3 separate regions of the Homo sapiens genome follow, and regions 1 and 3 are each linked to region 2. A link is a contact called in ENCODE Hi-C data. All regions are on one chromosome and are shown on one strand. The core of a region is the stretch at or near the end of the contact, and the rest is flanking DNA. Distances in the headings are between cores, read along the strand shown.

Region 1 (4,053 bases), core at 1,065-3,564, 7.9 Mb before region 2:
TGTAACCTCCGCCCTCCGAGTTCAAGCGATTCTCCTGCCTCAGCCTCCTGAGTAGCTGGGATTACAGGCGCCTGCCACCGCACCCGGCTAATTTTTTGTATGTTTAGTAGAGACGGGGTTTCACCATGTTGGCCAGGCTGGTCTTGAACTCCTGACCTCGTGATCCACCCGCCTGGGCCTCCCAAAGTGCTGGGATTACAGGCGTGAGCCACGGTGCCCGGCCAAGCATGGCCGCATATTAAATTGGTTGTGGATATTTTATACAATGTCCATTTCTCTACTTTTAAATTTAATTTAGAATGCAAAATCAGGAAATGCTAGTAACACACATTATATAATAGCACTTGTTTCACAATCATCAGAACTACAGCATATACAGTATCTTTTATCAGTACTAATGTGTTATTTCCAAGGAATCCTACATTTTTCTTGAATTTACACATCTCAATATCTTCCAAAGTCTCTTTATAATTTATTTGAAAATGCTGCCTTTCATCTCAAGAAGTCAAACACATTTGCAGATTATTCCTTTTTAAATGAAGTCAAAGCTGACATATCTATGAGAGTGCATGACAAATGTAAAGAAACAACAATAGAAAATTGGGCCCATGATAGAGGTTTGTTTACCCATGATACAGGTATCTGAATCCACTGATCAATGTGATGCTATAAAAACTGATGAGGAAGGAACTGTGGCAAAAATGACAGCATGCTAGTCTGAGGGGAGCTGCCAACTGGTTGCCACGTGGTATGGAACTAGTAGTTGCCAGATCTCATTTTTCTCAAAGACCCAGAAATCTGGCTTTTTATGTAAACTCTCAGGATTAAACGTTAACATAATGAAAGGCATCTTAACCCCCTTCTCTGCTTACTTCTAGATTGTGCCAAAGGCTAAATTTTCAGTTTGGTCTTTCTACAATAGGTACCATGTTAATTAAGTTGGGTATCAAGTACATTTTAGTTTTGATGTATTTTGCACAGAAAACATTTTCAAGTTCATAGCAATATTACAGATTAAAAAAAATACCACAAACTACTTTGGGCTCTGATGCCAATCATTCTGGACTCTGTGCCTCTTAAACTTTTCCAATAAAGTATCTCAAGGAAATATACTGTACAGAATCCTCCTAGTCTCCAAGTTGAGGGCAGAGTTTCCGGAGATAAACTTCAAGAAAGTTACAAAAAAAATTTTTTTTAAACCAACACTTCATACAAATTTTGGCTTCTACCCCATAGCGTACTCAGGCTCCTTTTAATACAAAAGCTGCTCTGTTGCTTCCCTCAATAAAATTTACCACGTTTATTTCATGGCTTCACATAATCTGTAGCACAAGGCTCCCTAACTCCAGGGCACAAGTCACCTATTTGAGAAGGAAGGAGTCAGAGTTTTACCCACTAAAACATTTTTTTTTTCTGGAAGCCAAAGGTCTTTCTTGGAATATGTAGCTTTTAAGGAGTAAATATACACTTAACGACTTCAATATACTCTTAAAAACTTTAATCTTAACACTATAGTATTCTATAAGAGCCTGCTGAATGAGGGCAATTTAGTAAATATTTAGTAAATATTTGGTTTAACTCATCATCCAGTTTTAGAACCATTCCAAATGTTTTTAGATTAATACACGACATTTGTTTTCAACCTAATTTTCCCTTGACGCACCGCATCCCCTTCCACTAGTCTAGCAGCCCCATGGACAAACCTTTCTCCTCTCCCTCGTTATTCCTCTGTGATAAATTCACCCTGTCTTCCCACAAAGATCCTTCTTCCAAAACCCAGATCCCGGGCGACGCCTCTCCGCGCAGAAGCCGCGGGAGAAGGAGGAGAAAGAGGAGGAGTAAAGCAGGCCCTCTCGACGTCGGCCTGTGGGGAGCGATGCCGACAAGCAGGAGCGGTCCCGGCTTCGGAAAGGGCCCACCCTGAGGAATGGTCCGGCCGGGCCTAGCGAGGATGTCCCTACCGCGATGCTGGTTCCGTTACCCAGGGTGGACAGGCGCGGAAGCGGGACGGGGAAGAGCGATAGTTTCGCGGCGTTTGCCCAGCCTCAACCCCTGGGATGCGGGTGAGAGACATGGAGGACTGGTCAGAATTTGCGCGTCCCTGGGGCCGCACAAAAGGCTCCCAGCCGGCCTCCCGCAATGTCCTCACCTGTACCTGGCAGCCGACCCCCTGGATCCGCAGCGCCGCCAGGAGAAGTCCTGCGCAGCGCTGGGAAACGACAAAAGAAGGCAGCCTGACGGGCAGCGACAGCCACAGCAACAGCAACAGCCCCACTGCCGCCGGGGATTCCAGGTTCGGTTCCCGGGAACGAGTCCTGCCCCTCTTCTTTTGCCCCGCCTCCGCCCCAGAGGGGCGAGGATCCCGGATGTTGCCTCCTCGGCGCTGTGAATCACCGCCCTTTCTTCTCAGGCCCCAGCCCTTCCGAATCCGCTACGGGTGCTGCAAGGCCTGGGAAGAGTTTCGATGTCTCTAGGGTGGCTAGAGCGTCCTCCCGCGCTCAGTCGCGCTGCAGGTGACGGCGCCCGGAGGCTGTCGGGAAGTAGGCGGGGTGACGTGTGGTTGACGAGCTCGGCGGCGGGTTTGCTGAGATCTGTGGCCGGCGGCAGCTGGTGCGGGGGGCAGCTGAGAGCGAGAGGTGGATCGGGGCGGTGTGTGGCCAGGGCCATGACGGGCAATGCCGGGGAGTGGTGCCTCATGGAAAGCGACCCCGGGGTCTTCACCGAGCTCATTAAAGGATTCGGTGAGAACCAAGGGGACCGTCCTGGGCCTGGGGTCACGGGAGGAGGCCCAAGCTGGGCATGGAGTGGTTCCCTGCGGCCACCGCCGCCCCGCGTCTGGAGAGGTGACTTCAGGAACCTGGAGTCCGGGTGGGGGAAATGTAGATGTTCTGCCCTCTCCTCAGCTCGAGACAGTCGCGTTTCCACAGTAATTTGTAGAGCCACACCACGAGGGCAAGGATCGTGTCAGTCTTGTGCCTGCTGCATCCTCAGGACCTGGCACCCAAATCCTGTAATTGACTTGAGGGCCCTCGCTCCCCAAGCTCTTAAGCACGTATTGCCCTTTGCACTGCCCCTTCTCTGCGGCGCGCACCTTATCCCGGGCTGGTGAGGTCAAGTGCATTGCTCAGGCCATTAGTCCTGCAGAAGCCACCCTAGGGTGCGCCTTCTCAAGGGTGAGGTGTCTGCGGCTCAAGCCGCCCAGGAACTCGAGATTCTGGTTATTCAAAGCAGAACGCCTTGAATGTGTGAATAGCTCTTCGGGACGTCCACACACGCTGACTGCGTGGGCCTGAAAGGCCACTTCACTGGTTCCGCTCTCTGCTCATTTCTGGCTTCCGGTGAAGTGAGTTTTCTTGAGCTAGTGTTCTAGACTAGAGGCCACATGCTTTCCTCACAGTTTCTCTCTGGCTGTATTTAGTGCCTTTCGTCCTAAATAATCAACACATTTTACTTTTTATCCTTCCCTATTTATCTTGTTCTTAGTCTCTTCTTTGGACAGTACGTTTTTATCTATTTCCCAAGTGTTATTGACTCTACGATGTTAAAACTTTTACGCGGGATTAACAATTAAACGTTGATGTAGATATTGCCTGTTGTACACAGCTTAATATTTGGAATGTCATTTATCAAGCATATGTTGTTCATCTTCTATATCTCAGGCACAGTGGTAAGGATTGGGAAATTTTCTTTTTTTTGTTTGAGACAGAGTCTCGCTCTGTCGCCCAGGCTGGAGTGCAGTGGCGCGATCTTGGCCCACTGCAACCTCCATCTCTCGGGGTCAAGCGAATCTCCTACTTCAGCCTCCCGAGTAGCTGGGATTACAGGCACGCGCCACCATGCCCGGCTAATTTTTTTTTTTTTAGTAGAGACAGGGTTTCACCATGCTGGCCAGGCTGGTCTCAGCTCCTGACCTCGTGATCCACCCGCCTCGGCCTCCCAAAGTGTTGGGATTACAGGCGTGAGCCACGCGCCCACCCAAGGATTGGGAAATTTTCATGTGAATAAACCATAACTGCTGTTTCGAATAATTGACAGTCAAACTATAATATGGTG
Region 2 (4,273 bases), core at 212-2,711:
TTAATCTGGTTTCCAGCTGGTGTTAAATGACATTAACATACTGAATCTAGCTTTCAGTTAACCATCTAGTCATTTAGAAATAAAAAATCATCATGAACGACAGTAAAAAAAAAAAAAAGAAATGAGAACAAGAATTATTGGATGATGCACAGATATAGTTAGCATTTCTGTAAGTTATAGTCAGTGTTATCCCATTTTTAATTGACTGTTGAGCCATGAGTCAACTACACATTCAGGAATACTAGATAAAAGCTGTACGGGACGATCAGTAAAAGGGATTTAGGACTATAACTCACAGAAGCTCCACAGGGATAATCTGTTCCCATTAAACTGGGGAGAGGTTAAACACACACACACACCCCTCCAGATATATACTTCTTAACTATAGGGGGAGGAGTTAATTTCCAGTTAGTGCTTCAAAGTGCCAAATAATCATGCTATCTCTTCCCCGGGGTTCTGAAACAAGTAGGAAACAAATAGACCAAGAAGATTGGCGTTTATCAACTTAATTAACTAAGAAAAGCTAACTGGAAGCGCGCGTCTTGTTCTTGAGACTAAATTGGGCTTCCCTCTCCTGCCCTGATGCCTAGAAGGTTCGGACCAAGCCCAAGCAGGGCAGCCAGAAAGTTCACGTTTTTCTCCTTTCTGTCCCAGTGGATTTATCGCGGGGGGACAGAAGAAAGAAACAAGAAAGGCTCGAATGTCAAGTAGGCACTAAGAGTGAAGGGGAGAGAAGTACGGGGGACAGGGGACTCGCTAGCATATGTTTTGGGGATCTGAAACGCATCAAAATTAAATGCCCCGAAGCTCTACCCACTCAGAGCTCTGGTTATTAAAAGCCTGAAAACAAAGCAAAATAGAGCAAAACAACTAATTTCTATCCACTGGCCACACCGCAGAACTGCTGATACTGGCAACATGAAGACTAAAGCAAAAATAAAAACAAAGGAAAAGAGTGTTCGGGTCACGGTGTAGGTGAGGGTGCGAAATGAAGAACAGACCCTAATTCCAAGTCAGCTGGATGGACAGGCAAGCTCGTCAGCTGCTAGTAAACCGCCGCGGGCCCGCGGGCTCCGCACGAACCGACCAGACCCCAACACCGGGCAAGGGGCAGCCCCGGAGGCAAGCCGGGCCAGAACCACACCCTCCACGGAGCTGGCTCGTCCCCGGACCCGCCCACAGAGTCGCCCCGCCCAGGTCCGTGTGACTCCTGAGTCCCCAGTCCGGCCGGCCGCCCGCCCGCCAGTATACTTGGGGCGGGGGACGAGGGGGAACCTGCCCAGCAAAACGTCAACGCACCCCGCAGTTCCTACCTTACCAGCGCCGGCGGCAGTGGCAACTCCGGAGCCCCAAGCCAAAGGAGAGGGACCCCCGCCTCCCAACACACACACACACCCCGCCCCACCAACTGTATGCCTGCTGGGAAACGTAGTTCTGCGCCCGCATCCGCACTACCTACTCACCGCCCCACAGCGCTCGCTTAGATTTGCATTTACTTCCTCCGAGGCTTGAACTCCGGCCCCGCCCCCAGACTGCGCAGTGTATCCTGGGTGCTGTAGTCTTTGTTCGGTTTGGTGGTTGGCCGGTGGGCCGGAGACGCACCGTAGAAACCGAACCCTCTTACCCAATTGGACGCCGTCCCCAGTACGCTTCTGCGCAGTTTGTGGTGGCGTCGTAACGCCTCGGGGAAAGGGAAGCGGACGGGCATCTGGAATCGCTGCCTCTGGCTTTCTGTTTTCTACTAACAGGATTTGGTCACTGGTTCTTCATCTTTTGTCTGTTGCACGCATCCCGCCCTCCCCACTTGCTTCCCCACTCCTTGGATCCAGCCCTGTGGGCATTCACGTCAGTTCTCTGACCCCGCCGTGAGCCCCGCTCCGGGTCCCCGGGCGGGCTTGGCACGGAGGCGGTAACTATGGAGAATATGGCGGAGGAGGAGCTGCTGCCCCTGGAGAAGGAGGAGGTGGAGGTGGCCCAGGTCCAGGTCCCGACCCCGGCCCGGGACTCGGCTGGGGTCCCAGCTCCGGCCCCGGATTCGGCTCTGGACTCGGCTCCGACTCCGGCCTCGGCTCCAGCCCCAGCCCCTGCCCTGGCCCAGGCTCCGGCCCTGTCCCCGTCCCTAGCCTCTGCCCCTGAGGAGGCTAAAAGCAGTAAGTGCAGAAGGCCCAGATCTTTCTGCTGCAGAAGAGAGAAAGTGCGCCTTGCTGGGAAGTAGGGGAGGCCCTTCACCGGGATGGTTTTTATGGGGCAAGGCAGGTTTAGGAAAATGGTGGGGAGGAAAGAGGGGCCCGTGTAGCGGCTAAAGCAGGGTTACAGAATGGGAGACGGCATCTTCATAAGCCTCGAGGATGTCACGGTGAGGGATATGCGGAGAGCAGGAATGCTGCAGATAGAAGGAAATAATGAGGTTAAGGGCTTTTTCTTAAAAGGGAGTCTTTTTAAGGTACAAAAATAGGAAGTTACACATAATTTGGTAGTTTCCCGCAGTCCAGTCTGCCATGGTTAACTAAGTTCTTTCAAATGTGACATAGTAACCGAGGCAACCTGTTTACGGTAGTAGATCCTAGCTGCCAACATTTCTAAACCATTACTGTCAACTAGCTTTTCTGCTTCGACAGCCACAAGGAGATGAGTTTTTCTCATTTCAGTTTTCTTTTCCCCCGCTAGCAGCTTGCCTCCGAAAAGATTTTGAGGCTGAGTAGTAGTTTAGGAAAGAGTCGACTAAATTTACGGATGTTTTCCCCCATACATAAATACCAATTGAGTTTTGTACTCCATTCCATCAGAAATAGACTGTTGAGAATTAATGGCCCATATTATTGTGCTTCTGAATGTGCCTGCATGTTTTCTAAGTGGTGGTTTATTGGACCATATAGGAATTTAAAAGACTGATGAGTAACACTTTCTTAAGGATCTTCTAACATTTTAAAATGTAAGGTCTAAGAAAGACATAATTTAAGTTCTTTTAACATTTAGTTTGTGGTCATAAGTTGACCTTTATGTGCTTTCTGAATTGGAACTTAAAATAATCTTTAATTCATTATTTTTTCTACTTCTAGGCCAGTTTTGAGTTTAATATTTATAAAAGGTTAGATAGTTATAGATAGGATTATTTTGCAGTTTTGAAACAACATACAAATTGTTATAGATTTCAGAGTAGGGCTAATCACAGGAAAGACAAAAGTCAGAATGCTTCAGGTAAGCCCCTTCTCATTATATAAGATCAGAGCTTGTAGGTACAAAATAAGGCCAGTTGTTTCTTCAACTACAGTGGGTAGGGATCGGGGAGGCATGGGGAGCTGAGAGGGTTCCACCCTCCTAAGTAGCCTCCTACCTCACTTCGAAGTTGTATTTGTTTATATTAGTCAGAAGTGGTTCAGCAGCTTTGGGAAATGCATGCATTCTCTACCTCCTCACCATCAAAAATATGTTAAACATAGAAAAGACTTATCTATATATTCCAAAATTTACAAATATGTAATTTGAAGAAGGTATACTATATGGGAAACTGAAAATGCATTAGTAGGACAAATATGTAATGATTGAGAAGTCTGAAATGCATTAGAACTAATACATATATTAATCACATTTTAAACATTATTTTTAGTTGATCTAGTTAGTCCTTTGAAATCAGTCATAACTAGGTAAGATGAAGATAGCCTATCTGAAATAGAATTGAAAATTGAGGAAAAAGTAATAGAATAAGTTGTAAAAGACCCTCCTAGCATCTTGGAGACATCTAATTTAACAAGAAGTTTGCCTGTTGACTTCTGGATTAATAGTGTGTTACAAAAAGCAGATTGAGTATTTTGCATACAGATTGTCTGATACGCACTATCTTAAACCAGAAGGTGATTTCAGAGATGTTTATAGGCATATCATGCATTTTTAAACAGATCTTCAAGAGTTTCTTCAGTAGTAGACCACAGGATTTTTAGTTTTCTAACTTAACCAAGCTCCTTTCTCTTATTTTGTGCTATTTAATAGAATAATTTCAATAGGCACGTCTTTATTGATTGCTGTTTATCTTGTTTTACATACACAGATCTTTGAACTCTGGAACCAAAAGCCTTTATGGTTACAAATTAGATAGGTTAGTTTGTACACATGGATTCATTTCTGGAATATTGCTGTCTGACCTAGCAAAAGATTTTTATGAAACATGAAGAAGTTTTACCTGTTTATAGAAATTATATCTCATTATAACTCATTTGACCAGTATCTGATATAGGAAATTAACCAATATTGTTTGTTGCTTCTTTAAAAATGAGGT
Region 3 (4,190 bases), core at 1,061-3,560, 5.3 Mb after region 2:
TTACTGTAAAATTAGAGGTATGGTAACTTTAATGCTAACACACACACACACACACACACACACACACACATATATATATGCATCGGATTTTCCCTCTCATCTAGGTTGTAAGCATAAGGAAACCTACCTCTACTGTGACTGCCTCCTTCACCTAGAAACCTTACAGATACGAAACTTTCATCACTAGCTCTGAGGCAAAGCTAAACTGTTATGAAACTAGATACTCTGCTGTAGCTATTATCCAGACTATAAGAGTGGCTGAAAAGAGGTGACATTACAGTGACAGTAGAGTCATAGCCAATATTATAAGGGATGCGCTGGGCCACTAAAAAAGGATGCCTCAGCTCTGGATATTAAAGTTACTTTGGGAATTTGAGAAATCTGGAGGAATTCAGTGACCCAAAAAAGAAGACCGGTAAGAAAAGAAATGATTAAAACAAAGAATACACTTAATAATTCATTTACTTATCAAACGTGTGCCAGCAATGAGGAAGACTATCTTTAGGGAATTTGTCATTTATTGGGAACGACAGAAACACGAAAAATTACAATTCAGATTAAATGGCATTAATTCACACACTTAACTATTAGGGCTAGGTCTGGAAATCCTGTGCTCTTGAGACTGGGTTCCTAAATCAGTTATTTTATTTCATTTTTAATTAATTTATTTATTTAGAGACGGAGTCTCGCTCTTTCGCCTAGGCTGGAGTGCAGTGGTGCAATCTCGGCTTACTGCAGCCTCCCCCAACTCCAGGTTCAAGTGATCCTCCTGCCTCAGCCTCCCGAGTAGCTGGGATTACAGGTGCCTGCCACCATGCCCAGCTAATTTTTGTATTTTTAGTAGACATGGATTTTGCCATGTTGGCAAGGCTGGTCTTGAACTCCTGACCTCAGGTGATCCATCCGCCTTGGCCTTCCAAAGTGCTGGGATTACAGGTGTGAGCCACCACGCCTGGCCAAAATAATTATTTTAAATGAAACATTTTAGAACAATAAATTTTTTGTACAGGAACTTTTTGCTTTAGGGTAAGCAGAAGTTCATTTATTTAAAGAGATAAATCTATCCGTTGTGACTTAGTAGTACAAATGAAGTAGGCAAACAATTTTAATAAGGAAAAGATGATTAAAATATTAAACAGGAGGAAGTTAATTAAAGACATAGTAGCTGGCTCCATTTATTCCCCAGTCTTACAAATGATAGAAAAATATTTTAATGACAATACAAATGAAAATTCCTGGAAATGTTATACTGAAATTAATTAAACACAATAAAGTGAATGGAATATAGTATTCTTTTTGTTGAATTAGGACTTGCAGTTAATTATTAAACACCATCCAAGAGTGTTACCAAATCCTGTCACTTCTGCCAAGAGAGGGTGATTGAGAAGTGAAGGCACCAAAAATCACATTAAATGAGGAATTATTAATTCAATAAATACTTGAGCTACTGTGTAGTAGGCAGTCCCTGTTCTCTGTGCTGGGGATACAGCAGTGAACAAAATAGACTAAAAGACAAAAAATGTTTCCTGCCTTCTTGGAGATTATATTCTATGGGAGGAGTCGGGCAAAAATCAAAATAAGTAAAATAGTGTGTTGGTCAGGACTGTTATGGGAAAAAAAAGAGGAAAGGGGAAGGGAGTTTTACATGAATAGATTTCTTCTTGAAATTTGGTTAGATTTGTCCTGAATTGCTGTAGGTCAAGAACAGGAATTTTAGACTTACTTCATTTTTCCCCCAACAAATTGTATGTTCTTGGGTAAATTGCTCGCCATCTCTTAATTTTCACATTTATAAAATTAGTAGATCAAAACAGCTATTTTTTGTCACTACTGTCATTTAACAGAAATGCTGCATACGTCATCTAATCTACTAATAACAAACTTATGAGGTAAGTAACGTTGTCCCCATTTGACACACGAGCAAACTGAGGTTTAGATTAGGCAACTCATTGGATTACATGCTCCTCTTAATGGCACAGAGGGTGTGTTCCAGGACATGGTGCTTGCCATTATCATTTGGTACTGCTGCTCACTGTGTTGGTCCTATGAGTTTCTTCAGTCTATGAATTTCAGGTCAGGGTGGTCGACGTCTTACAGAGATGCCTGTAATCCTGTCAGCATGAGATTGCATGGGACCTCTGCGGTTTGGTCGCGCATTTACCGCGCCTGTCGCTGGGTCAGACGACCTGGCAGTAGAGGGTGAAGGATGGAGAAGGCAGAAGGCAGGGCACGGAGACTACTAGTCCCAGGATTCCACGGGCGCCTTCCGGCGGAAAGTGTTTGTCATATGGGCGGGGACCCTGGACGACATTCGGGCCGCGGCGGCCGCTGGGTGCAGCCGAGCGGTGTGGAGCGGAGAGAATACTCGAAGGGCTCTCCTGATACTAACAGTTTTACGATTTAAAACTTCGCCAGAATTTGTAAGTAAACAAAATGACTATGCAGCTTTTCCATGTTTTAGTATTGAAACTGATATCTTGAATTTTTGAAAAGGACTTTCAGAAACGGTCCCTCCCCACCCCCACCTTCGTACCGCACAAATGGTATTTTTATTTTTATTGTTTTTGAGACAGGTACTTGCCCTGTCACCGAGGCTAGAGTACAGTGGCGTGATCATAGCTCACCACAGCCTCATACTTCTGGGCTCAAGGGATCCTCCCGCCTCAGCCTCCCAAGTAGCTGGAACTACAGGCCCGCACCACCATGCCCTACTAATTACTTTATTTTTTATTTTTATAGCGACAGGGTCTCACTGTATTGCCCAGGTTGGTCTCGAACTCCTGGCTTCAAGCGATTCTCCCACCTCAGCCTCCCAAAGTGCTGGGATTACAGGCGTGAGCCACCACGCCTGGCCTCACTCAAACAGTAAACGAGGTAGGTTGGGGGTATATTTTTGTTTTGGGATAAAAAGAAACTGAATCTTATAAATATTAAATGGGTTAAGATGTGAGTAAATTTTTGGGTTTAGACTTTAAGGTGAGAAGCCGAATTATTTTAGGGTTCGAAATGTGAGTGGGAAATTTGCCTACTAGTGTAGGCGGCGATTACTCCATTCCCAACATGCCTAGGTTCTCGACATTCATAATCTTAATCCTGAAAAGATAATACTTAAAAAAAAAAAAAATTGGTGCTAAAAAGGGCAAAGTTGAAGTTTTAGTAAGACCTCCTACCATTTTGCTTACATATTATATATGTACCATTCTCCCAATTGTATTTAATACCTGATGAAAAAGTTTGTGCCTTTTCCTTCTTTTAACAAATTTCATAGTACTCTCTACTTTATGAGTAATGCTTAATTATCAGACTTTATACTGTTACACAGATCCAGAAATGAGTTACATAGATTAAACATACTGGCTTTGTTTTACCTGTCTTTAGGTTTTAACACATTTTATTTTGGATCTGTATGAGAGATCCTTTCTTTGTTTTAAGCTGTGGCAGTTATCCATGTTTTTTGAGCTTTTTTTTTTGAGCACAAGATGAGGATATAAAAGGCCAGTGGAAACATTTAATAAAAAAAGGAACTTCATGGTAGAGTAACTACAGATGTTTTTGGAAGACTTTGTGTGGATTAGAATAGTTTGAAAAACTAACATTTGTTATGAAAACTGAGTGCCTGTCTTCAGTAATGTTTATTATGCTGAACGTGCAGTCCACAACTTGATTACCTGTTTTTCTGCTGGTTTGTTACGCAACCTTGCGTGACTCATTTAAGAACTATTTTATCTAGTTTCTTTCCTAATGTAGAGGTAATGCTAGCTTGAGAGCTTCAATAATTTATAAATAAATTAACTTCAGAATGTAGCTAATTATTTGAGGATTATTGGGTGTTTTAATAATGTATTGTATCTTGTATATAACTTATTTTTGCCTAAGAAGTAATTTCTGTATTCCATTCATTTCCATGGAACACAGAAGTCAAAATTCTATTCCAGGAAAGTCCACACTTCTTTGAAGTGCCACTTGAATTTCCTGAAGGAATGTTTGCTTCAAAAAGCCTTGTCTGCTTTATCACTTTGAGGTTGTTCACTAAGTCAACTGTGAAGGCCCATAAACTTGGAGATTCGACAACTTCCAAAAAAATTTAAAGAATGAAGAATTGGCTGTTTTATTTACCATTTAGAATTTTGATTGTGTTAAAATTTCATTAATATTTCTACATCATATGAACTACTGGATTAAACTGTGTC

What was found. Hi-C counts contacts between places; a loop is a spot of excess contacts on that map. Pooled maps may share reads with other maps.
Region 1: a loop to region 2 is called in a map of CD4-positive, alpha-beta memory T cell, with 34 times the contacts of the local background. The contact joins the promoter of RO60 here to the promoter of SWT1 in region 2. A Hi-C loop is called at or near these places in 2 of 168 maps with a recorded cell type or tissue (CD4-positive, alpha-beta memory T cell and naive thymus-derived CD4-positive, alpha-beta T cell) and 8 of 50 pooled maps.
Region 3: a map of natural killer cell shows a loop between it and region 2 (9-fold over the local background). The contact joins the promoter of TOR1AIP2 here to the promoter of SWT1 in region 2. A Hi-C loop is called at or near these places in 3 of 168 maps with a recorded cell type or tissue (CD4-positive, alpha-beta memory T cell, naive thymus-derived CD4-positive, alpha-beta T cell and natural killer cell), 1 of 37 single-sample maps with no recorded cell type and 14 of 50 pooled maps.

Annotation. Positions count from the first base shown.
Region 1 is chr1:193,057,873-193,061,925 of GRCh38, reverse strand. It overlaps RO60 (Ro60, Y RNA binding protein), which reads right to left and starts at 2,314. Exons shown (of 9, transcript NM_001173524.2): 1 at 2,150-2,314. It overlaps UCHL5 (ubiquitin C-terminal hydrolase L5), which reads left to right and starts at 2,566. Exons shown (of 11, transcript NM_001199261.3): 1 at 2,566-2,741. The coding sequence starts at 2,666. RefSeq lists enhancers at 1,415-2,147, 2,215-2,744, 2,148-2,880, 2,905-3,214.
Region 2 is chr1:185,154,355-185,158,627 of GRCh38, reverse strand. SWT1 (SWT1 RNA endoribonuclease homolog) reads right to left here and starts at 1,461. Exons shown (of 19, transcript NM_017673.7): 1 at 1,314-1,461. TRMT1L (tRNA methyltransferase 1L) reads left to right here and starts at 1,675. Exons shown (of 15, transcript NM_030934.5): 1 at 1,675-2,150. The coding sequence starts at 1,916. RefSeq lists silencers at 1,069-1,188, 1,929-2,178 and enhancers at 1,729-1,838, 1,682-2,587.
Region 3 is chr1:179,875,923-179,880,112 of GRCh38, reverse strand. It overlaps TOR1AIP2 (torsin 1A interacting protein 2), which reads left to right and starts at 2,310. Exons shown (of 7, transcript NM_001199260.2): 1 at 2,310-2,420; 2 at 2,740-2,874. RefSeq lists an enhancer at 1,976-2,335.